Regions from separate parts of the Mus musculus genome. Here all the other regions are linked to region 1. The links are chromatin loops, found by intact Hi-C in ENCODE. Cell type or tissue: left cerebral cortex. All regions are shown on one strand.

Region 1 (8,000 bases):
ATTTTCCATAGAAGTTGTGTCATTGGAATTTCACCATCCTGAATCAGAGAAACTACTAACATTTTTTGAGAACTTCCTGCATGAGGACTATTCTCACATTTTATTTGCAGTAATAGCTTAGCAAGCATTTATGAGAGCTTAAATATTAATTCAAATCCAGTGGTTTTGAAACTTTTTACAATAATCAAATGAGGTCATACTATTAGGCTGAAAAACGTTGAGCCTGCTAGTTAAACACGAGGAATTGTGGGGAGTGGGGGACTGGCTTGAGTCTTGGCTTCCAGTTTCTGTTCCTCACAATCCTCTGAACCAAAGATACAAACTTGATTGCTACAAGAAGGAGGTGTGCTCCTAGGTTAATATGCAGGTATCTGCAGTGGGCTGAACACGGCCAAAGCATTAGAGATCTGCATTTGGTCACCTTGGCTAAGACCCCTTTGTTCTGCATTCTGTTACAGGACTGGTTTAAATTAAAATCTTTAATTCTTCTTCCAGTACTAAAAGTTCTATAATTCTAGACTTTTCTGTCTTCCGGACTCATGTTTTCCCAGATATTCACCATATCATTAGCTAACACTTATTATCTCATTGGTGCCCGAGTCTGTGCTAAGAACTCTGCCTCCGTTTTCCTGTTTTTCCTTTTAAACCTTGCAACATTCCTAAGAAATCTCTAACAGATACTTTAATTCACGGAGGTCAAATGAATTGTCCTCAAGATCTGCTGGAAATCTGACTCTAGCTCAGAGGGACCATCGGGAATACTCACTGGGTCTGTATTGTTTTTGCTGAGGAAATTAAGGTCAGTAAAACTGATCACATCTCTCCATGTCAAGAGGGGGACGAAAAGGCCAAAGCAAACAGAGCAATATCCAGGAGGCAAAACCAGAGGGCTCTGGAAGGACGCCATAGGTTTCGTCCCAAGCCCAGGGGGCGGGGCGTCTTTCCCTGCTAACCACGGGATCCAACGTCCTACCCGGACCATTACCTTGTTGAGATGGGGGTTCCTGGTGACATCGTATCCGCGCTTCTTCAGGGGTACGGGTCGAGGCGGGCCAGACTTGGAGTGGCAGCCCTGGGCGGGCGCGGAAGGTGCCTGGCGCCGAAGACTGCTGCAGGCTATGCGAGGCACGGAGGTCAGCCGCGCGCCAGTGCCCAGCGCGGCGCCCATAGCCCTGGCACAGACCTGGAACCAGGGCGAGACCAAGGTCAGGGGTGCCCTCTAGGCAAGCCAGGTCCTGCGCGCCAGCAGGGCGCCGGACCTGAGCTCTCGGAGAGGCTGGGGGTTCCTGATGGAAGGCGCTAGCCTCCTCCCCTTGTCCGAGGCCACCTGCTCCTCGCTTGGTTGCGATGCTCACCCCTCAGCCAGCAAAGCGAAAGCAAGCCCAGAAAGCAGATCCCGTGCGGATGACAGCCCGTGCCTCCCTGCCCCCATATGGGAGAATACTCTCCAAGGAGTCCCCGCACCCTCAGTACCTGTGGTTAACCTTGGTTTCTCCTTCTTCCGCTTACCTGCCTAACTGGAGAAGCTGAAGTCTATGCAGTCCCACTGCGAGCAGGTGGGGCAAGGCGCTACTGTCCCCTGTCACTCTCTGGCCAAAGGCAGCACCTCACAGGCAGTGCTAGCTCACGGGACTGATGCATTCAGTAAAACAGTCTCCAAACCTTTCCTTGCGGGACCAGATTTTCCTTGAGGATATGCGCGGGGGCTCTTCATAACAAGACAGGATGAAGCTCATTTTCCTCCCACATGAGGGTTTTTGTGCTTTTGTACCCTGGCACTCTCTATCCAGAGGTCTGAATGGCACTTAGGGGAGAACACTTGAGGGTCAGCATGCCCCCACCTCTTGAGCAAGACCTGGGCAAGAATGCTGTCAGTATAGTAACCATTAGCCACATGTAGCTGTAATACTCTAAATAAAATACAATTTTAAATCCATTTTACAGTAAATAAAATTTCTAAATAAAATACAATTTTAAATCCCAGTCACAGTAAGTGCCTTCTTTTAAACCAGTTGAGACCATGTTTGAATGTATATAGGTACAGAACACTTCCTGCTTTGTAGAACGTTCTCTTCTGTTGATCTGCGTTCCCCACTTCCTAAGTAAGTTTCTAGGAACCCCATGGAACCAGCCATAGACCATAGATGTTAGGTCACTCACACCTTGATGTCCACTTCTCCCTGAATTTAAGTGTGTACTTCCTCCACTTAGTGTTCAAGAGATTCCTTCTAAAGGAAATACATCGCTCTGTGTATGGGATAACTCCTAAGTTGTCAGGAGGCCTTGGTTAAGCCCAGCCTGGCTCCTGCCAGCTTCTCATCTCATCCCACTTCACCTTGTGCTGTCCTTGAGGTCTCCTCTGACTTGCTTCTCCCCATTTCCCTGTCTTACTCACCTCCATCTCAGGGCTTTTGCCTCTGCTAACACTTTTACTGGGAACATCATATTCCAATCTTCTAAACAACTGCCACATCTCGTCTCTGAGGTTGCCCCTAATATGTCAACTTGGAAGCCATTATTCTAGTCATTCCCTTCAGTGCTGACCATCCCCAGGGGATGCATAAGAAAAGGGTTTTCCCCTAGGTATAAATGAACAAGTCATCTACTAGTTCATTGCTATTGTGGTATATTGCCTGCCTCCCCCTTATGATACTGGCTTCACTGGGCTAGGGCCTTTGCCTGCAGATCCCTTTGTTATCAGGTCCTGAAATGTCTTTGTGCAATAATAAATAAATAAATAAAAATAAAAAAGTAGCTGTTTGGTGAGGGAAGGTGAGTAGCTTCTCTGATCATCAGGGCTATGAGCTCTCAGAATGGCCACCAGACAGGTGGTGTGGTTCTTTCTCTCAGACTCCATCCCGTTCTCATGGCCCAACTGCAAGGCAGGGATGCTCCTGCTGTCAAGGTCCTCCTGCCTGGCCTCAGGAGTCCATCTCCTCAAGACTGGTGGGAATGAGTGCCTTCCTGAAGCCTCTCTCTTCAGTTATCAGCTGAAATGATCTTTATTTCAACTGTACTGGGTGAAGGCATGTCAGTTTTCTTCAATGGAGTGATATTTGGTATATGGGTCACACTCTAGGGCAGGCCCCACGCCCAGGAGTAGTTGGTCAGCTGGCCAACGCAGACTGAATTCCATGGGGTTTGTTTGTTTTGAGACAGATGGCAAAACACGAAGTCACATGGGTAGGAAGAAGGAGGGGATCTGGGAACAAGTGGGAGAGAGAGATGAATGTGATATGTATGAAACACCCAAGGAATAAATAAAAACCTTGTTTAAAAGATTAAACAACCATTTACAAGTCTTTGCACCTTCAGTATCTGGGTCAATGCCTGGTTAGCACAGAGAACACACCCAGCTTGTTGAATTGCTTTGGGAATCTGTCAAGCAAGGCCTCTCTCTCCCTTCCATATGTTCAAATACCATCTTCTCTATGACATCTTTCAGAGTCAGTGGCTCATCTTCCTCCTTCATGATCCCCCAAATGCCCCCAAGTGTATCTAGTATATCATTAAACCAGTCTCTCTTGCAAGGACTTTATTTATATGCCCGTCTTCTTGGAACTTCTGAAAGACTCAAGAAGACAGACAGCTTTGGCTTCCAATGGACTGGATTCTACTAGTGCATGTGACCTTGAGCATTTTAAGTGACCTTTACAATCTCACCATCATTGTGATAAAACTAAGATAGCATTTCTAGCATTTTTTTTTTTGGTGGATCTATTTGCTTACTTAAAGCATGATGCCCAACATACTTAAGTGTTCCACTTGAGACTTAGGAATTGTAAGGCAGTTCCATGGAAACTGTATCTCTAATTTCTCTCATTTCTCAGGCTGTGTAGATATAGGATTCACTTTCCTCATGTTGGCTCGCAGCAGTAAGTTGTTTGCCAAATGCATAACCATGAGAATAAACAACTGGTGTTCAGCAGTGCACTGGCTCTGAGAATAAAACAACTGGTGTTCAGCAGTGCACTGGCTCTGAGAATAAACAACTGGTGCTCAGCAGTGCACTGGCTCTTAAGCGTTGATGTGTAGGAGGCTGGGTATAGAGAACATATTTTCAACTGATAATATTTCTAACTCAAAATGGACTTACAGGTCGTAAGCCAATTGTAAGTCAGAGTACCTGTCATCACTCATTTAATCTTATAATAGTCTTATGATTATTCCTCTACGGAGCTGTCTTTCTGAACTCTGGCTTATGGCTGGAACTTGCATCTTACAATTTCGTTCTTTGACAGTGGGGTTCCTAATCATTTCTGTCAGTGGGGGCAATGGAGGGGGACTGAAGGCTGGAAAGGACAGACTTCCTTTATCCTGGTTTTTACTAGTCCCTTTCAGCTCCAAGCCCAGCTACAGCCAATTAACAAGCATCAGCCCCTGGCCCCAGCATGCAGCCTCCTTCCTTACCACATGTAATCTCACCAAGCTCTTGCACACTCTTCTTTCTCAAGTCCAGCCTTTGGTGGTTCCAGCAGCTCCTTTCAGGCTCCACCTTAAGCTTCTTTCTGTGGTTTCTAGAAGCTGCCCCAGCCCTCCCCCCAACCTTCTCATTCAACCCCCTACCACCCACATAATCCCGTTCCTTACATCAAATTTTTAGTGTTGAGATATAGTTTGTTCTGCTTACCCAACTTAGTTTAACCTGATGGAAATTGATGCTACCCTCAAATTTCAAACCAGGAAACAAACCAGAGAAGTTACTTTGCCTGAGTGGGCTGGGATTTAAACCTGGATCCCAGATCCGGAGTGCTTTGAGGACAGGAAAGACTTAGATCTGTGAAGTCTGATACAAGTCACCTCATCATCACTTTATCATCCTATATCCTACACAAACCCTCACACATGGTTGTATAACAACTGGTAACAGGGGAAGCTCAGAGCCTCTGGTTCCTTCCCTCTCAATTCCTTTGCATGAAGCGTTTCCAGGGAAACTGATTCTCCCGCTCATCTGTCTCCCACGTATCTGCCATCCCTCCCTGTTCACCATAACTTAGTTTCTTGACTTCAGTTTTTCTATTTATTCAATGAGAAGAAACAGCTGTTGGATGGTCTGAAAAGTAATAAAAAAATTAAGCATTTTTGTAGCAGAAAAATATGTTCTTAATTATGCTGCATTATGCTCTTATTTTACTTCACTGTCATAACCACAATAACCACCTTTAACAAGAAAAGAACATACTTTTAACTATTCACTTTTTTTTAAAAATAGAGAGACATCTAGAACAGTTATCCTGTATTGTTATTGCAAGAACACTTTGGAATTTTTGTTTATAAATCCCACCTTCCTCAGTAGTTGTTATCACAAGTACAATGACTCCCAGCTAGGAGAACAAGATGCAAGGCCTTTCTCACCAGAATCTCAGCTCCATCCTCATTTAGGTCTGCAGTTAGATCTCAGCAGGCCTGCTTAGAGTCCAAGCCCTGCCTGTGGGACAGCCTTTCTTTCCATGGCTCGTTTGAGCTCAAATATTTCATAGGACATTTCATACATGGCTCTACTTCCACTCTGCAATATGAGTTCCGAAAAGACATGGTGTCTTTGGTCTGAGTGATGGGTGAAAAAAAAAAAAAACCCAACAAAACAAAACAAAACAAAACAAAACAAAAAACAAAACAGTAACCAAGGCTTTTGGTGTGTGTGGATTTCCCAGAGGTTGTTTAAGGGGGCGAGGGTGGCAATCTATTTTCTGCACCTCTTGAAATACTCTATTCAAGTACTCCCTCCTCTGACAGCCATTGCCATTTCTCCATTATGTTCAGGGCCTTCCACCTCCTCTCCCCTCACACAAAAGTTAGACAAAAAGGCAACTGTTGGGGCAAGGCAGGCTTCTGAAACAGAAACCCACAGCAGCAGCTGCTGAGCCACACAGCTGATAAGGGGAACAAATCCATGCCCCTGTTTGTTTGGAGGTCACAACACCGACCCAGTAGGGTGAGGGGACAGCTCTTTGTCCAACGATGTGATTTGCCCATCTGGCCCATTCAGCATCCCCAGGACCAGCTGACCCTGGCCACTGGCTGCTTCCCTGGCTCCTTCACCATCTCAGAACTTGTTAAGTTGTAATGAGCATATCTCCTGTTTCCTAGTTGACTTTGCAATAGTCCCCCATACACTTCCACAAAGGAGGGGCAAAGAAGAGGTTTCTCCTGCTGACAGTCTTTTCTTAGTGGGACAAAACTCATTTCAATCTGGAATTTCCACTGGAGAGGTTTTGGGTTATTTCTGTCTAAAGTGTTTTTAAAAGCATGTTTTCTCTCTATGTAATTGGTGAGATTAAGACAGGTTATTGTTTCTAGAGAACCTGGGCTCTCTTAGGCTTTTTTTTTTTTTTTTTTAACTCCTCAGTTTTTGTGTTTCTTCCTTACAAGGTTTAGCCACTAGACTCTCCTCTCAGCTGGTAGTCAGCTTCAAATCACTTTGCCTGATCCACCAAGCCTTCCCCCAAAGAGATGTAATTTGTTCCCTTTGTGGATTCACAGCCTTTGAATTTAGCTTGTGCAGTGTGCTATTACACACAGAGCAGCATTCACAGGGCTGTGAGACCCAGTGTGGATTTTGACTAAGAAGACAGAGTTTCTCCCTTCAAGTCTACCAATTGCCAAATTACAGGCTTTTTATCAGGAGTATTTGGCACTTCTAAGAACAGGTGGATTTCATTTTCCTTAGCTTTGAGATTGGCCTCAAATCTGAAAGAGTGGCTTACAAAGGGGAGAGTGGAGGCAACCAGTTCCATAGAAATGCAGTGGACTAAAGAGGTACTGTTTAGCTCTGGGGCATCATAAGTAGCTGTAGATTTTATTTGTCTTTGTTTGTTGTTGTTGTTGTTGCTGTTGTTGTGGTTTTTTTTTTTTTAAACAGGCTCCACACAGCTATTTCAAAGCAGATTTTAAGATCTAAGCACAATGGGAACTCGATACAATGTTTTCGTTTGCACAATAAAAGAAAGCACGTCATCAAAAGTTGCCATTTTAGGTTACCATTTTAGATGTTTGCCCAATATAAATTCAGACTTCTTTGTATGGTGACTCCGAGCTTTCTCTTTGGAGTCAGGCATGTGGAGTTGAATCCTGATTCTGGCAGGATCACTGGTGTGTGATCCTGAGGAATTTGCTTAATCCTTCTAAAAGCCCATGTTGTCTATAAAATAAGCACGATCATAATAGTAATTAGCTCGTACACTGGCTGTGAGGATTAAATAACTGTGCATAGTAAACCTTGCTAAATGTTAAGTATTATTTCTACACTGCATCTGTATTCCTGCAAAACAATTCTGAGCATGTAATACTAAATAAACATTGGCTAAATTGGACTTAACTGTTTTTTTTTTTTTTTTTTTTTTTTTTAGCTCAAATTTCCAAAGCTTAGTTGAGATATTTGTGTATTTCTAGACCAGGTAATGCTCCTGGTAGAGGCTGAATACTCAGAGAGTTTTGTTGTTTTAAGTGATGACAAAACATGAATATACTGTTAGATGTTGTGTTATCTTCTAGTAAAGTGGGAGCTACATCACCTCATGGGCCCCTATTATCTCATGGGGCAAGTAAGTTTTTTCTCCCACACAGCCTTTCCTATTCTAGATCCACCTCCATTGCAGCAACTTCAAATACAAGTACCTCAGCTACCTCTAACTTTGTGTGTATCCAGGAGTTCATCTGGCAGAGAAGAAAGTTTATAGTCTACTTAGCAGGTTCAAGTGGTATGATTTGAGCCACACTTCTGGTTGCTTTGGTGGTTTCCTGATGCAAGATTTGGGTGTGTGTGTGTGTGTGTGTGTGTGTGTGTGTGTACCATTAATTGCTTAAACTCTGCTTCTATTCGTCTTGAGTCACTGACCACCATGACTTCTGAGTTATGCTTTCTTAGCTGTTGTTACTTCAATCTGCTGTTTCTGAGTTTCTGTGGGTTTTCTCTTGCTGGGGCAGAGGAGAGTAGGATGGAGGCCTAGCATTCTTCTTACCGTGATTGGTGCAGAGTTACCAGCTCCAAGAAGAAAGCA
Region 2 (8,000 bases), 110 kb after region 1:
AATGAACGCTAGCTCACCAGCCGGCCTCTAGAACTCCACATTCTTCTATGGCTTAGGTTCCCACAGTAAACCCTGTGGAGGCCTAAACATTTTAAAAAGAAGTGCTGGGCTTCTCCGTCCCCCAAAATGTCACAGACTCAGACTCTAAGAAGGCATCACCAGGAGTTCTGACTGCAGGTGAGAAAGCAAGGACAGTGAGCAAGCAAGGTGTTTTACCGGAGGGCACACCTCTTTTATGGCTCAGAGAGGTTTCATCCCCCCACCCCCATCTGCTTCCTTATCTCTCATTCCAGCCTCCTTCTCATTCACTATGAAGAGCCGACAACGCCCACTCACTAAGCAAACTACTAGCTCCACATAACGCTTTGTGAGAGTCACCGAAATAGTAAGAAAGCACCTGGAAATGATTATTTCAATAATGTTTCAATCTTGCGTCAAAGCATAAACATCGTCGGTGTTTGTCGGTGGTGTGTGATATTTCAATATACACGTGTACTGTGGAGTGCTTTAGCCAGGAAACAGATCTCCTCTGAAGTAATCTAACTGATAGCTTCCAAACTGACTAGCTCAGCTCCTTATCGGAAGCACTAGAACAGGAGAGTCCCGGACGGACGCAGTGCGGACTCGCAGCTAAGGTATGAGACAGGCCAGCAGGAGCCTCAGCCGTGTGGTCTACTAGAGCAGAACTTGGGATCCTGACTGAAGACTCTAACCTCAGTGTCCTGACTGCAAAACGGAGGAAACAGTAATCCCTGAATTCTCAGTACAATTAGTGGGACCATTACGAGATAGACACCTCACGAAGTAAATTAATCTTACGGAGGGAATAGAATTTGTATTGTGAGGCTGCCTTGGGTATAGAAGTGAGCCAGCCATGTACGTTCTTGTATCACCACATGATGCCCAGTGACCTATTTTATTAGCACAGGCACGTCCATCGTAGATTTCTCAGCCACGAGACTCATGAGCCAAATAAGTTTCTGTTCTTTATAAAGTATCCAGTGCGTGGTGCTCTTTTTCAGCAGCATATGACAGACTAACATATCTCTCTTTTTCTCTTTTATCTTGAAGGTTACATGCAATAAAATATACCCCATGCCACCAAGCATAATGTGTTCATTAAAGGACGCACCCATAATCTTTACAGCCCAGCCCTAGCTCTGCTCCCTCAATCCTTGCAGATTCCTCAGTTATACAGTAGAAATGCTCTTCTCGTCATATGGCAGTGTGGTTCCACAGACTCAGTAAGATAATGTATATTAAAACCTTGCCCAGAATCTGGGGGTGTATGTATCCCAGTGGTAGAGCTTTAAGCCGGTGTGAGCAGGTGCTGTATCCGATCTCCAGCAATTCAAAGTGACAAAGGCAGTAAAATGAAACTCCCGGGCCTTTACCTTTTGAGTTCAATTCAAATCCCATTGCCTCGGGGAAGTCTTCAGACCTGGCATAATAAGAAGCAATGATTCTCTCCCATTTTCTAACTCATGTTTGTTCCTTGACCTAGACTATAATTCCCTTTACCTTGTGTCAGATTTTGTTTTATGACCATAGCTTTTAATGACCTGCACCAAAAGGGTCAGGGGCATTTGCGCAGCCCCAGAAATTTTCAACACAGTGGACAGACAGTAATCTCGCAGGCTTCACCCCGAGCGCACTTCTAACTCCTCAACTGCAGTGCACATAAAAAGGGTTGAGAAGGCAGTGAGGGGGCTGGGGTCCTTTCCCCCTGGGGGGAAGACAGACAAGTACAGAAAAAGAAAACAGCAGACATCTATGTGCGGCATGGGAACACCTGCTGTTTACACAGAACACATCTCTCAAAGGTCAAAGTACCCTACAGATCCATCATGTTGCTGTCCGTATGGCCGCCGTGCAGATGACCTAAGGGCCAAATTATTTTTCTATAACGAATCTAGGAAACATCTAAAGCCAGAGTCCTGTTTAAGCCCTGGACCCTCTGTACGTCTGTCTGTGCTGTTGTTTGTTTGTTAGCTGTTTGGGGAGAAGACGGTAACAACTGGAACTGGCCGAGAGAGGGAAGTGTTCTGAGGCCCGTCTGTGCCCCAGTTTTTCTTTATGATTGATGGAAGTAATATTTGTTCTTCCTGGCTCTACTTTGAAAACTACAACTGTTAAGAAAAATAAGCAATAACTGTCAAAAAAATGGACAGAGGTCTTGCTATATGAAAAGGCTTCAAAACACCGTCTCTTTGCACAGTGGAGTAGCCACAGCTCATGTTTATTACCTGTTCCCTGCACATAAAGAACTATTCTCAAGCACATTCTGCGTATTTATCTATTCAACCTTTAACGCAACCCCAGCAGCCCTGGTTGTATAGAAGGGGCTACTGAGGCAGGGAAAGGTTAGGACAAAAGCCACAATGCTAGTCAGGAGCAGATCCTGGCAGGGTACCACACAGAACTGTGGGATCTTATGACATAGAAACAGTAGCACTGGCACTGTACTATATAGTCTTGGACAAAATAGTTCTCAATGCTCAATGTGTTTATATGTAATGGTGAGAAGCCTACAAGGTCAAGATTGAGGATAGACATGATGTCAAAACAGAGGGACCAAGTCTTTCATGCCATTTTAGCCATTCCTGTAAAGTAACGGAGCCAATAGTTTAGTTAGCCCACATATCAAAGGAGCTCTGGTATTAACGCTGATAGGCAGCTAACAACACATCACATGGCCGTGTGGCCTCTAAAGCAAGCAGTTATTTACTTAACTAAGAGCAGATGAAGCTGGAGGGTTTATCTGGGTTTTTCTTTGGTAATAATTCTTGTGCCTTTGTCATTTCTGTGACCTCTTGAACTGCACTAGGTTTTAGTTGGTGTAGTCATAAAGAGTTCCAAGTCCATAAATATAGCTCGATTGGGAGCTATAAACCCTGGGAGACCCGTAATTTAATTTGTTTTACTTGTGTGATCTCAAAGAATCACTCTAAGCATGTTCTGGATCATTGAGATAACCATCAGTACTACTTTTCTATTGCTGTGATAATACCACATGGCCAAGGCAACTTAGAGAAGAGTTTATTCCAGCTTACAGTGTGAGAGGGTCAGAGTCCATGGAGGCAAGACATGGCAAGCAGGAGGCTGAGAGCTCAGACCTTAAATCCCAAGCACAAAACAGAGAAGGTGAACTGGGAATGGTGCCAGCCTCTGAAACCTCAAAGCCCACCCCCAGTGACACACTTCCTGAGTCGAGGCCACACCTCCCAAGCCTACCTAAACACCACCACCAACTGGGGACCAAGTATTTTAAATGCCAGAGACTATGGGAAACATCTCATTCAAATCACCAAGAGTTAATCTGGTTTTTATGTGCTAAGCTTTGGCCCTAGGAAATTACCACTTTCACAGTTATGTTAACAAGAAAGAGAGCTGGGAAGAACAAGAAGTGAGAGAACAGAGTGTTTTAGGGCCTTGCACAGACCACAGGAGTGGAAGCACTGTGGAGAACTGACTGAGAGAAACCCTAAATTTTACTGTTCCGGAAGAGAATCTTTGTATTCGATCAGTTTGAGTTTTATTCTTGAGTTGTTCAAACGTTTAAGTTTTCACCTAGCTTTATGTATACACTCACATTAATGGATTGTTTAAAAAGAAAATGTAAGCTAAGACAGGGGAGGTCTAAGAAGGTTTTGCCTTTAACGTGGTGGACAATACTAGTTTCCTTTATGTTTGAGAAACACTACTCAACAATGTGTTCAGGGCTTTCCTATTTAAAGGCAAGGCAAACACTAGCTCACTGGACATGTCACTAACATCCTGGTGTGGAATAGGATGTCAGGCCCTCCCTTTCTGAGGGCAAGCTTTGACAGGAAAAAAGGAAGGCTACTCTGGGATTGACAGGAGAAAAAAGAAGGAGGAGGAAGAGGAGGAGGAGGAGGAGGAGGAGGAGGAGGAAGAGGAGGAGGAGGAGGAGCAGGAGGAGGAGGAGAAGGAGGAGAAGGAGGGAGAGGAGGAGGAGGAGGAGGAGGGAGAGGAGGAGGAGGGAGAGGAGGAGGAGGAGGAGGAGGAGGAGGAGGAGGAGGAGGAGGAGGAGAGAAGAAAACGACCTCTGCAAAATTTTGTCCTACTGTTCAGGAGCTGTCTGACTGCTAGCAAGATTAGGCCTCTCCAGTCCTCCAGTCCTGAGGGGAAATCCACAGCTCCACCCTTTTCATCTCCATGACCTGCATGAAGGGTTGGTTCACAGAAATGGATGTGTGGATAGTCTTAAGAGACTACTAAGACTATATAGCATTAGATATTTAAATAGTGAGGTCACCAGGCTGACTCAGTCCCCCAGGTGTGGACTTCTCCAGTGATTTAGGGAAACAGGCACCATAAGCTAGGAGGTGGCTCCACCAGCTGGTGCCCTGGTGCCCCAGTAAAGACCAGGCCGGGGGCGTCACCAGTCAACCCCTGGGAAGCTGCCAAGTCCGCGATCCCTTGCTGTGCTCTGGGACCCAGTATGCTAGCAGCTGAACTGCAGGGCCTGCAACCTCGGTAGCCTGCCTCTGGATTACAAACTGAGGTACACTCTAGAAGCGCTAGAGGAGGAACTAAGGTGGAAAGGAGCTCGGTCGTCACTATTCAAGGCGCACAGAATGCGCACGGGTGAGGAGCTTACAAGTTTGAATTCTGCTTTGCAAACTTGCCTAGCGGCGCTCCACGCACCCGGGGTGCTGGAGGACTGGAAGGTTGGAAGGGACCGCCCACTCTGGAGCATTGCTTTAGCAGACTCTGGGCAATGTAGACCCCTAGAACTTGGTGTGAAGTTGTCTAGAGCGGGAGAGTGCAAGAGTCACTGGTAGGAGCCGTTCATCGGACACGGTGCAGGGGCATCGAGTACGGGGACCCGCTGGTGGTGACGCGCTGCGGAGACCCACCTGCGCGGGGCCCGAGGGTTCTGGACCTCTGAATAGCAGGGTGACGCTGGCTGGAGGCAGGCGGCTAGGGGAAGGGGAGGCGACGGCCGGCGGGCTGCGCGGCTCGCGGCTGGGGGCGGGGCGGGAGGGCCCGGGAGGCGAAGGGGAGGGGATGGGGGGCGGACCGGGTGCTGCAGGCTCTGCTGGACCTCAGGCTCGCACTCGGCCACTCTGCGGAGCAGGCATGGGAGCCGCGCGCGTCCTCCGGGCGCCCACACCTGTCTGAGCGGCGCACGGCCGCGGCCCCGGCGGGCTGCTCCACGCGGGTGAGTGCGATGCGGGGACCCGGCGTCTCCCGCTGGGTCCGAAGGACCAGGCGTGTGCCGGAGCCGGACAAAGAGTCGGGTGCGCGCGGGGTGGGGTGGCTGCGGGTAACACCGGGGAGTTTGCCGTGGCTTCCGCACAGACTCTGGGCTTAGGACAAGAGCCTGAAAGAGCCTCCCTCCCCGGACACCGGCTCTGTACAGCGTTTGGATTCACTCAGTGTCTCTCTTAAAGTGGATGGGGAAAAGAAGGTTTTGAAAGCGCTGTCTTGGATGCAAGGTGTTGTCTAGGGGTCAAGTGGAGCTGTGTATGGCAAGGTGTCCCTGGAGAGGTCAAGGTAGGCTCTCCCCCACGAACACACACTGTAACCTCTACCATTTTCTTTCTTTGAGTTTTGCGCCTACTGTATCTGACTTCATCGTGCTCTGAGCATTAATTTTTAACCTGGCACGTGACTATGAACACACCTTAACAAGCAAGAAAAAGTCAGCAAACACAAGTTGGGATCAGGCTCTGTGCTGGGTGCCGACTTTGCTCTGAGTGCTAAATCTAGAAAATTATGCCTGGGCTATCAACAGTTGTTGGAAGCAAATATTTCTTCAGCATGTAGCCATTTATCACAAATTGCTAACTGAAAGAAAAGATTTGCCCTCCCCTAGAACTTTTAAGAGAGGAAGATGTGTTTAGATGGAGCAATACCACCCCCTCCTGAAATGGAGCCGATTCTCCCTCCCACCTCCCTCAGAGCATCCCTTGAGAAAAGCCTCTGATTAAAATCCTGTTTGTTTTATTGTCCATTGGGTGACATCCACGAGAATTTAGAAACAGCCCGTAGCCTGTGGAAAGTTCCAGATGATTCAGGATCTCGGTTAGTATAGAAATTGCTACTCCCAGGTCTTGTAAGTGAACTTGAGAGGTCCTAGCGAATGCCTTAAGGACAGATAGGTCAATACAAAATAGCCTTATCAGGCTCTGTGAGAAGAGTTTGATTTATAGTTGAAGTTAGGTTTTTCCAAAATCCCTATTGCAAATTAGTATCAGGATATTGTTAGACATTGTTTCGGGGGGGGAAAGTGTTTAAAAGAACTATTACCTGTCTTTCTAGGAGTCTCCTAGGAGTGAGGTACAGTAGTGCATGCCTGTGAATCCTAACACTTCGAAGGCTGGGGAAGGCCAGTGAACTTGAGGCTAGCCTGTGTTATTCAGTGAACATTTTTAAAGAGTCTCTTAGAACTGGATTGGGGACGGGATAAAGAGACCGAGGATTCTTTTGAAGGCACTACATTCATTTTTTTTCTGAGTGTGCCATAAATATATGAATAAATCTTCACTTGTATTTTCCATTATTATAAACAGGCAGTAGGCAGCTTGTCATGCTTTCTCTGACCTTGGAAGGAAGCAGTCTTCCAAGGTAATTAATATGGATTTCATTTCTGTCTCACTGATGACTATTCAGGTAGACAGTGGATGTAGGTATATTTTTCTGCCTGTGGCCTAAGTGCCAAAGTTCCCATTAGTGTGTCTGAGAACATTGTTGGCCCAGGTCTGCTGTGCTAATAGTCTCAGGTTCTCCTGAGCATCCCTCCCATGGATGTTTTAGGAGTTAATGCACCGGGCATTATTCATGCATAATTCCAAATAACTCCAGGGATTTCGTTTCTCATGGTCTCACCATTGACAGCACTCTGTAATTGCTCTGCTGCTAGGCTGTCTTGGGATTACTAGGATGGCTCATTTTGCCTAAAACCTGATAGAGAAGTTAAGCTCTGTGTGACCATGAGATTGTACTTGATTTGCTGGGCTTCTTAAGTCCCCTCCCGTTTCCTTACAAGACCATCATTCTTAAGCCATACTGTGACTGGGTCTGTCTTGCCTTAAGGGGTTATGTGATTCTGGAAAATGAGAGCAAGCTTGGCTTCAGTGTATTCACAGAGCTTTGTTCATTTGTAGGCATTTGCTTGGGGAATTAGCAAAGCCTCATTGTTCAGTGTCCCTGGCTACAGATTTCATGGAGGACCCTTTGTCGCTCTTCCAACTGGTGTCTAGCATGAGCACCACCTTCATGTACTTTCTTACATTTTATTGTGGTCACAGGAAACCGTACTTTGTAGAATAGACAATAGATGTCTGAAAAACTAGATGTTCTCTTGTAGCAATTGCTGGCTTCTAGGAGTTAAATCATTCATTCAAACATTGTCCCCCATAAGGAGAACTGAGTTGTTAGCAGTTTTGAAGACTGTCCTCTAGAGAATCACAAAAGTTATTCTCAGTACTCCAGTCCCTAGTCCCTAGTCCTCAGTCCCTAGGAAGGTTATTGTCATTGGCACATCTGATAATGTGCAAATTCCCTCTACCATAAAACTATTATTGGGCTTATGAAGTATGTTTGTAAAGTGTAAATATTTTGATGCACTAGATAACTAGACAGTGGCTAATATTTGCAACCTGGGCAGGGAGTGTGTAGTCTTCTTGTGAGTCAGATAGTCAAAGCTGGAAAAGAAATGCAGTTTCTCTATTACTAAGTATGATGAGAAAAATCGCTGTTTACCTTGCTTCTCCATTTTGCTTTGCTACTGGGTGAAGTAATTCATAAAAAACATTTAGTTGGAAAGCTTAGAAGATAGTTTATGTGCATGAGGAACCTGTATCCTGCAAAGGTTCATTCCTAGAAATGGAATGTGACAGAACTAACATTTTTTTTTCATCCAGATTTAGCTATAAGAAAGATAAGGTTTGGCAATCTTCATTCCTTTCAAAAGGTGTTGGCTTTCCAAACAGCTCTACAAGAACAAGATGATCCACTTTTAAATACTA
Region 3 (8,000 bases), 200 kb before region 1:
CTTGTGAAAAAGCATTATTATCCAGTGACTTCGTTAGGTGAAAACGTACCTTGGATGTCATCATTGAACATACAGTACTTGTTGCGGTATTTGTTGAGTAGACGGAAGGCATTGGCATTGGCAAAGTCTTCGAACTGGATGAGGCAATTTATTCCGAACCTGTAGAGCAGGGAAAGACAGAGGAAAGAATGTACGATTATTACCTCCTGGAGAGGATCCTGCCTGAACTGGATACAGGGCAAGCTCAGGACAAGAGGTAAGGACAGTCTGTGTACTTCCTCTTATTTTTGTCATCTGGCTGGATCAGCAAGTCCTAGAAGTAGACCTTTGTCTATTCCCTTAGGCATGTAAATGAGAGAGTGTAGGGACCAAGGGCTTCATAACCAACCAAGTCAACCTCAGTGTATCTAATGTGAACTATGGGCTACCCACAAGGCACCATTCTGATGGTAGTAGTAACAGCAAGGCTGAGATGGGACTGACCTTCTCTGCAACCTGTGACCGTCCAAGATCCAAGCAGAAAGCTCGCTCCCAACCCAACAGTGAGCAGAATCACTCTGGATCTGGGAGCTTCTGAAGCCCACTGTTACCATCTCCAGACATTGAGGCTTAGAGTCATTTCACTCCATGCATTCACGTGTTATTCTCTAAGAAGACATAAACAAGGCTGAGGAAGGTTATCCCATGAAGCCACTGGTATCTTGGTAAAGATGTTCCCTACACTCCACGAATCGAAGAACAGTTAGTCAACTCATTGAAAATGTGGATCTCCATATCCATCTCACAGATGACTTTACTCAGGACTGTGGGATGAGGCTCAGGAACCTGCATTTTCAGCAAGCTCCTCAGATGGTTGTGATTCTAAAAGCTAGACAACTAAGAAACACAGTCTTGGGAGATGAAGGCCACGTCCAGTAAGCTGCTTGACATGACTTATTGGAAGTCTATGCCTATTAGATTTCATGGCCTTGAAAAAATAATATTGGGTTTATTAGTGTTTCATTTTTCTGTTTAATAGTTGTTCCTTCTTGGCAGCCAAGAGAGAAGTTGCTAGCTCATTTGTAGGAAGACCTCTCAGCCTAAGAGCTTCACATAGAGGTCTAAGTTCTCGCTGTCCTTTGATTCTAGTGTTTGGTAGCTGTATCTCCCAGGCCTTCTTTGAGCAGTCATCGTATAAATAATTTAATTCATTAGTATATAAATAAACATGTATTAAGATCCCATTACTCTGCTCCCTATCCTGTCTTAGTTAAAATTTAGCTGTCCCCTGGGGCCACTACTTTTCCAACAGTCTTGCAAGGCTGTATGCTCTCTCACACTTGGGATTCTGTTATAACATGGTATTAGTATCCCAGGAATTAATTTGTGATTTCAGGAACACGTCATATTCATTTAGAAATAAGTAGTTCTGATTGATACACACTAGACCAGGAGTCCTGGGTGTATGATAGGGAGAAATGGCCTGCTCTTGCCACAGTGGTGTTGACCGCAAACATGAGGCCTACTTGGGACAAGCTGTGGAGAGATTTATTCCTTTCTTTCTAGAAGGGGCGTGTGGGACCTATTTGATGGTGATGTTCTGATGAGGTCACTGGCTATGAGGGAGTGAAAAGCTCTGACATGACCCAGAAAACACTGCTTTGACCTCCTTTTTTGATCATGGCTTCTTCTTCTGTTGGATATAAATGCCAGCGGCTGGGTAAGCTTGCGTACCTGCCTCATATTTTCTGGAGTCTTAGTCAGAGCTGATGGTGGGAGCACTAGACGGCTTCAGGACAGGAAGAGGGAGCAGAGTAACAGGATGGAGGAGAAGTTTTAAATCACAGATCTAGCTCCAGAGGACTCCAGAAAGGGGGAGAAGAGTGAGGTGTAAGGAACTGGGTTGGATGCTGAGAAGCACATAGCACTGGCCTTGGGCTTCACTGTGACCCTCAGGCGACTTAATGATTTCTCCATGTGTAGCTCAATGGGATGGCAGTAGGGAGGGCTATGACATGTTTCTCTTTGGGTTCCCTTGTACCATTAGTATGATTATCAACATTCCATATTGCTATCTCTGTGTATAATTAAATACAGATTGCCATATTTTTCTAGTTTTTAGAAAGCAGTTCCATAATTTCTTTTAATAATGTAGTCCATGTGCAGTGGTTTGAATAAAAATGGCTCCCACAGGTCCATAGGGAGCAACACTATGAGGAGGTGTGGCCTTATAGGAGTAGGTGTGGCCTTTTTGGAGGAAGTGTGTCATCATCAAGGTGGTGGGCTTTAAGGTCTTATATGCTCATGCACTGTTCAGTGTGGAAGCACTCTCTTTCTGCTGCCTGCGGATCAAGATGTAAACTCTCAGCCCATCTCCAGCACCATGTTTGTTTGTATGCTGCTGTTTCCTGCTATGATAATGGTCTAAACCTCTGAAATTATAAGCCAGCCCCAATTAAATAGTTTCCCTTATATTGTTATGGTCGTGGCGTCTCTTCACAGCAATAGAAACCTTAACTAAGACGCCATGGTATACTATTCTGTTGACAAGCAGTACTATGCACCATGCAACACTCTGTAAGAATATGTTAGTCCTTCATATCTGTAGATTCTGCATTCATGGGTTCAGCAATCCTACACTGGAAATGTTAAAAAACGATTCTTGTCATTAGTTATTAAACAGTGTAAAGTAACAGTTACTGGTGTAGTATTTACAATGTATAAGGTATCATTAGTAATATACACATGATGATTATATAGAACAGTGTATATGTAGATTATATTACATAGGGGATTTGACCATGCACAGTTTTGACATCTATAGGAGTTTCAGAACAAATCTCCCATGGATACAGAAAAACAATTACAGTATGAATAGAAATAATAAATAAAACCACCCACTCATAAACATAATGACACGCCTGTCAAGCCAAAATGTACTGTGAATTTTTTTTTGTTCAGGTCATGAATTGCAAGTATTTGGACTGGGAGTAGGGAACAGAATGTCTTGACATTTTACTATACATAAGACTTTCACTGTTGTTTCACAACTAGCCTGGGGCTAAAAAAATCTGAAGACTTTAGACAACACAACCAGTTATGTGTGTGGATCTTTCCACCACATACTAACATGTACTCATGCACACCCCGTCCTTGAAGCAGTGCTGCCCATTTGGTAAGGTAAAAAGAAGGCAAAAATTATAACTATCTCTATTCAGTGTATTACTGTTCCACATTTCATTACGTTTCATTTAATTGTACATAAGAAGTCTCCCTTGGTTTCACAGAATATAGAACAGAACTCCAACAGTTCAGGCCAATTTAATTCTGACTCAGAATTGAAAAAACAAACAAACAAAATTGAGCCACATGAACCCAAGAGTCTCACAGTGCCAAGCATGTCAGAACCTTCACAAGCCTGATCTTCGTGGGGTGTGTATCCCCAAGGATGCTCCCTGGTCCAGGAATAGCCCCTGTTATGGGGTTTATACACTGACCCCTTCCAGTCTTTGACTAAAGCTCACTTCCACTCCTGTTCTCCCTCTCTTCTACTCTTGTTTGTATCTGCCATTTCTCTTCACTGTGACCTGGGAGCCTGGAGCTGTGTTATCCTATCCCTCTCCCCACCAGCCTCTTCTCTATGGCTTCTGTGATGAGCCAATACTCTCATTCAGTAATTTTTAGAAGAGTAGATACTTGAAACAATTGTTGTGAATTTACCTCCTAACTTGTTAAACAAGTCACAACTTGATTAAGAACAAAGCCAAAAATTCAAAATGAAAATCTAAACGGGTCAAGTGAAAACACACAGCTCTCAATTCAACCATGTATGGTGAAAAACAGGCTTTTATGGAAACATGTTTTATAGAAACAAATGTTAACTATCTATTAAATGCTTATAACATACCAAGAACAAGGGAGAAAAATAGTTGGCCTTTGTGAGTTACCGGCAGCCCGGCAGCACACCAAGCTTTGAATCACACCCTCTGTCTTCATACTACTTTACCATGCACACACTGCTTCCAGAGAGGGAATCCTGAGTGGTTCTAACCTGGCAGGCCTTCGGTTTTATGTTAAAAGTAACCTAGATATAGAGAAGAAGAAACACAGTAGGTAGTGGGGCTTGACCTCTTTCTCAGCTGGGATGATCCACGGATGCAGAAAACACAAAACAGGGAGCCAGAAAAGCTGTTCTCTTCCATTGTCTCTGAAAACCCCGGAGTCTTGCCTGAGTTTCCTTTCTGTTTCTCTGGCTCCATAGTTCCCTATCTGAGACCATCAGAAGGGTTACTTAATGCTCGAGGTTGGACTTGACAAATGTACATCCCTCAGAGATTCTGTTAAGACTAAGATGTTGTGGGGGAGGCAGGAAAGGGCGCCCTTCCTAGGTCCTTGTAAGAGTTGCGCATGCCAAGGCAATCTGGAGCATCAGCCCTTGGGTCCTTTCTGTACGTACACAGGCAGACCAGCAGGTGGCTATATATAATTCAGGAGCAGTCCAAGGATGCCCCACTCTCCTCCCCTCTGGGCTCTTACATTTAAGTCAGTCTTAGCTCAGCCTGTGTCTTTAGTCTTGCCTTGCCGGAAAACACCCTGAACCCGAGAGGTTCCTGCTTACCTGCCCCCATCTGCACCTTTGACCCTTTACCCTGTAGCCCTGGCAACAGCAGAGGACGATCGGATGCTCCTCTCACGCAGAAGTCCTGCCACGGAGAAAGAGGCTCTCCCAAGCCTCCTGTACTTCTCTACTTTTTCTACTTGGCGGTGCAGCTGGGAAGCAGCCTTGAACCGTCATGGAAGCCTCTCCATTTCCAAGGCTAGGGCTCACTTATAGGCACAAGATGATGTGTGGATGTCTGATTTTTCTAACAGGCTGTAAAATGGTGACTTGTGTGACAGGTTAAGGAGACTCAGGCCAAGGACAACAGAGCTGGGCACCTACCACTTGGGGCCAAGCCTCTTTGGGATGAGGGGATCTGAGGGGTTTTCCTGCACAGAGGTGCAGAGAGGAGTGCTGGTGAGAGCAGAGCATTCCAGAGGCCACAGTCGATTTTTGCTCCAGAGACCAGGGCCTGCCGTTTTCTCAACATCTGGTCTGACCCTTTCAGGCCTGAAGACATATGACGGAGCTGGAAGGAACAGGTGAGCCTGCTAGGCCTGCATGTGAATCCAGTGACTGAATTCAAGACAGGATCCTATTCTCAAGTGAGCCTGCTCCGTTTTCCCTGTGAAAACCACATGCAGATCTCTCTTGGCCTAGTGCCCACTGAAATTACCAGTCATCACCCCATGGAAAATTATTTCTTTTTTTTTTTCACCCAGAAACTAGAACTGGCAGAATCATGAAACTCCAGGTCTTTAAAAATTTATTTTACACATTCCATTAAACTCTATGCCCTTGAAATGCTCTCAGATAAATTTCCTTAGTAAAATAAGTTTGGATAACTCTTTATATTACACATACCAGACGTAGTGTGTATTAAAGGCTTTGAAAAGCTATGCTTCAAGAAAAAGGTTTAACCCAGCAGTCTCTAAATGTATTGACCAGAGACTTCACCTTGATGCACCCCCCCCCCCTTAGCTGGAGCAGAGTGCTCTTTGAGAGACTTTGAGATTCCTGCACAAAGGAGTTTGTGCAGTTGGGGCTGGGATTCAGGGCAAAGCCCTCTCTCTGTGGAACTACTGCATTCCGTTGCTGGCCAGGATCATACAATGACTGTTCTCACCGTAAGTTGGCTCCCCTCTACCCCAATTCTCCACATCTTTCTGAACACAGCCCCATATAGGGCCCTCAGTTCCAGGTACCAACAATAACTAAAGTACAAGAGTTCATGGATTTTGAGGTATGGAAGGAGCCAGAGGGGGAAGGGAGGAGAGGAAGTGATTTGGGCGTGCTCATCAAGTTCTCAAAAATAAAATAAAAAACATTTCCTCATGCTGGGTAGTGGCGGTTCATGCCTTTAGTCTTAGCACTTAGGAGGCAGGTGGATCTCTGAATTTAAGACAAGACCTGGTCTATAAAGTGAGTTCCAGGATGGCCAGGGCTACACGGAGAAACCCCAACTTGAGAACCAAACCAAACCAAACCAAACCAAACCAAACCAAACCAAACCAAACCAAACCAAACCAAACCAAACGAGGTTTCCCTCTAAAGAGGTTTCCTCTGCCTTTGGGAGCCAGGTTCACGTCACAGGAGTGCTCAGTTGTCCCTAGCCTAAGTGCTCAGAAGCCATCATATCTCTAGACACTGCGCATATGCTGTTGCTTCCAATCCACTGTGGACCTTTATATGTGGCTTTGCTTCAGCTGATGGTTCTCTCTGTATAGGTTTCTTTGTGACTAGGACAACTCCTATTCGAACTGCAGGGCCTGTCTCCAACACCATCTGCATTCAGGAGTCTTTCCTAGCCTATCTTTCAGGATACTGTGAAATCTGTAGGGACCTGTATAGGCTCAAGACAACTCAAGACCAAGTTCTCAGCATAAAGGAGATTTATTTGCCTCAGAGGGACAAAGGGCACAGAATAAGAGACAATGACCCTGATAGAGTATGAGGGAGAAGGGGAAAGAAGCAAGGGAGGGTGCAGTGAGGTATTTATTGGGGTAGGTGACAAAGAACTGTCTCCAAATAGAGAGAGACAGACCTAACCCATAGGCGAATGACAGCTTATAAAGGTAAAGGGGGAAACCTCATGTTAGGATGAAGCATTTCATTTTAATTGGCCATGCTAATTAGATGAGCCAAAAGGGTTTTTGGTCTTTGAAATGGAACACAGGGCCCCTAATGAAGGATCTAGAGAAAGTACCCAAGGAGCTAAAGGTGTCTGCAACCCTATAGGAGGAACAATGATATGAACTAACCAGTACCCCCCCCCCCCCCCCACCAGCTGTGTCTCTAGTTGCATATGTAGCAGAGGATGGCCTAGTCAGCCATCAATGGGATGAGAGTCCCTTGGTATTGAGAAGATCATATGCCCCAGTACAGGGGAATGCCAGGGCCAGGAAGCAGGTTGAGGAGCAGGGTGGGGGCGGGTATAGGGGACTTTGGGGATAGCATTTGAAATGTAAATGAAGAAAATATCTAATAAAAACATGACAAAAAAAAAAGAAAAGAAATTTAGCCTCAAAGTGGGTATGGATGGGGCCCATCAGAAGATGCAAGACTAAAGGATGGGAAGTGTACACAGGAGATAAGTGGGGTAGATTGAATGAAAACTAAGGGATAAGGGCTGAAATGAAGGAGAGGATGGGGGAGACCCTAAGGAACTGGGAGAAGGTAGGAGCTAGCCCAGCTGAAGTGGGAAGTTGTGGTCAGATATCACAGAGCAGACACTAGCTGTCTCACTACAATTCAGCCACAGACATATATGAGTATGACTGTTCTAGAGGTGATGGGTCAGAGGTTGAAGAGCCATTCAGAAGAATGCCAGGGAAACGAATTCATAGGTAAGGAAGCAGGATGCCATAGATTAGATACAGTGGGCCCACTGAGCCTAAAATTCCTCCAAGGCAAAGTGAAATGAAGCCCAATGAACATCTTTGAGCATACGAAGGACTATTTTGTGGGCTGGGAGTTGAGCTGAACTTATTTTGTGCATATCCAATGGACAAACGAAAGAGAGACCCAGATTCTAGCGTTAGGTAAGAGAGAGATTTCAAACCAGGGGCAGACTGAGAGTGTTCAGACCACTGGAAATGATTTTGTGGTCACCATGGCTTCACTTGGTGAGAAACTAGTGGACAGAATTCCAGCCTGGAGTATGATGGAGGACCTCAGAGGCCTTCCATTTCCCAAATCCCAGACTGGGAAAGTCCCTTGTGTGCCTGCCTGGAAGCCAGACTAGTGGGCTCCTTGTACCGACATTGTGACATCACTGGGGGGATGTTATTAGACGCGTTCTCACGACCGGCCAGGAAGAACACCACAGACCAGAATCTTCTGCGGCAAAGCTTTATTTCTTACATCTTCAGGAGCCAGGGTGCAGGAAGCAAGAGAGCAAGAAGCAAGAGAGCAAGAAGCA

The links. A loop is a pair of places that touch in the nucleus more often than their neighbours do. Peaks named below come from ENCODE experiments on the same cell type or tissue, not always from the same donor. Only the 100,000 strongest peaks of a DNase experiment are listed, where the experiment ranks them.
Region 2: a loop joins it to region 1, with 2.5 times the contacts of the local background. A loop is called at or near these places in 11 of 42 quality-filtered maps.
Region 3: it touches region 1 in a loop (2.3-fold over the local background); 4 of 42 quality-filtered maps call a loop at or near these places.

Annotation. Positions count from the first base shown.
Region 1 is chr7:89,626,079-89,634,078 of GRCm38, reverse strand. Me3 (malic enzyme 3, NADP(+)-dependent, mitochondrial) reads right to left here and starts at 1,261. Exons shown (of 14, transcript NM_181407.4): 1 at 986-1,261. The coding sequence starts at 1,168. In left cerebral cortex, no CTCF peak of the experiment used is centred here; DNase peaks (open chromatin) are centred at 1,465, 1,607, 3,932, 4,865 and 1 more place; H3K4me3 peaks cover 1,958 bases; H3K27ac peaks cover 4,055 bases.
Region 2 is chr7:89,514,635-89,522,634 of GRCm38, reverse strand. It overlaps Prss23 (protease, serine 23), which reads left to right and starts at 5,049. Exons shown (of 2, transcript NM_029614.4): 1 at 5,049-5,188. In left cerebral cortex, CTCF peaks have their summits at 4,377 (motif pointing left) and 5,896; a DNase peak (open chromatin) is centred at 4,482; H3K4me3 peaks cover 1,912 bases; H3K27ac peaks cover 1,214 bases.
Region 3 is chr7:89,825,856-89,833,855 of GRCm38, reverse strand. It overlaps Me3 (malic enzyme 3, NADP(+)-dependent, mitochondrial), which reads right to left. Exons shown (of 14, transcript NM_181407.4): 7 at 50-159. Among named protein-coding and RNA genes, the nearest start is that of Ccdc81, 74 kb to the left of the region's middle. In left cerebral cortex, a CTCF peak has its summit at 4,444 (motif pointing right); a DNase peak (open chromatin) is centred at 4,448.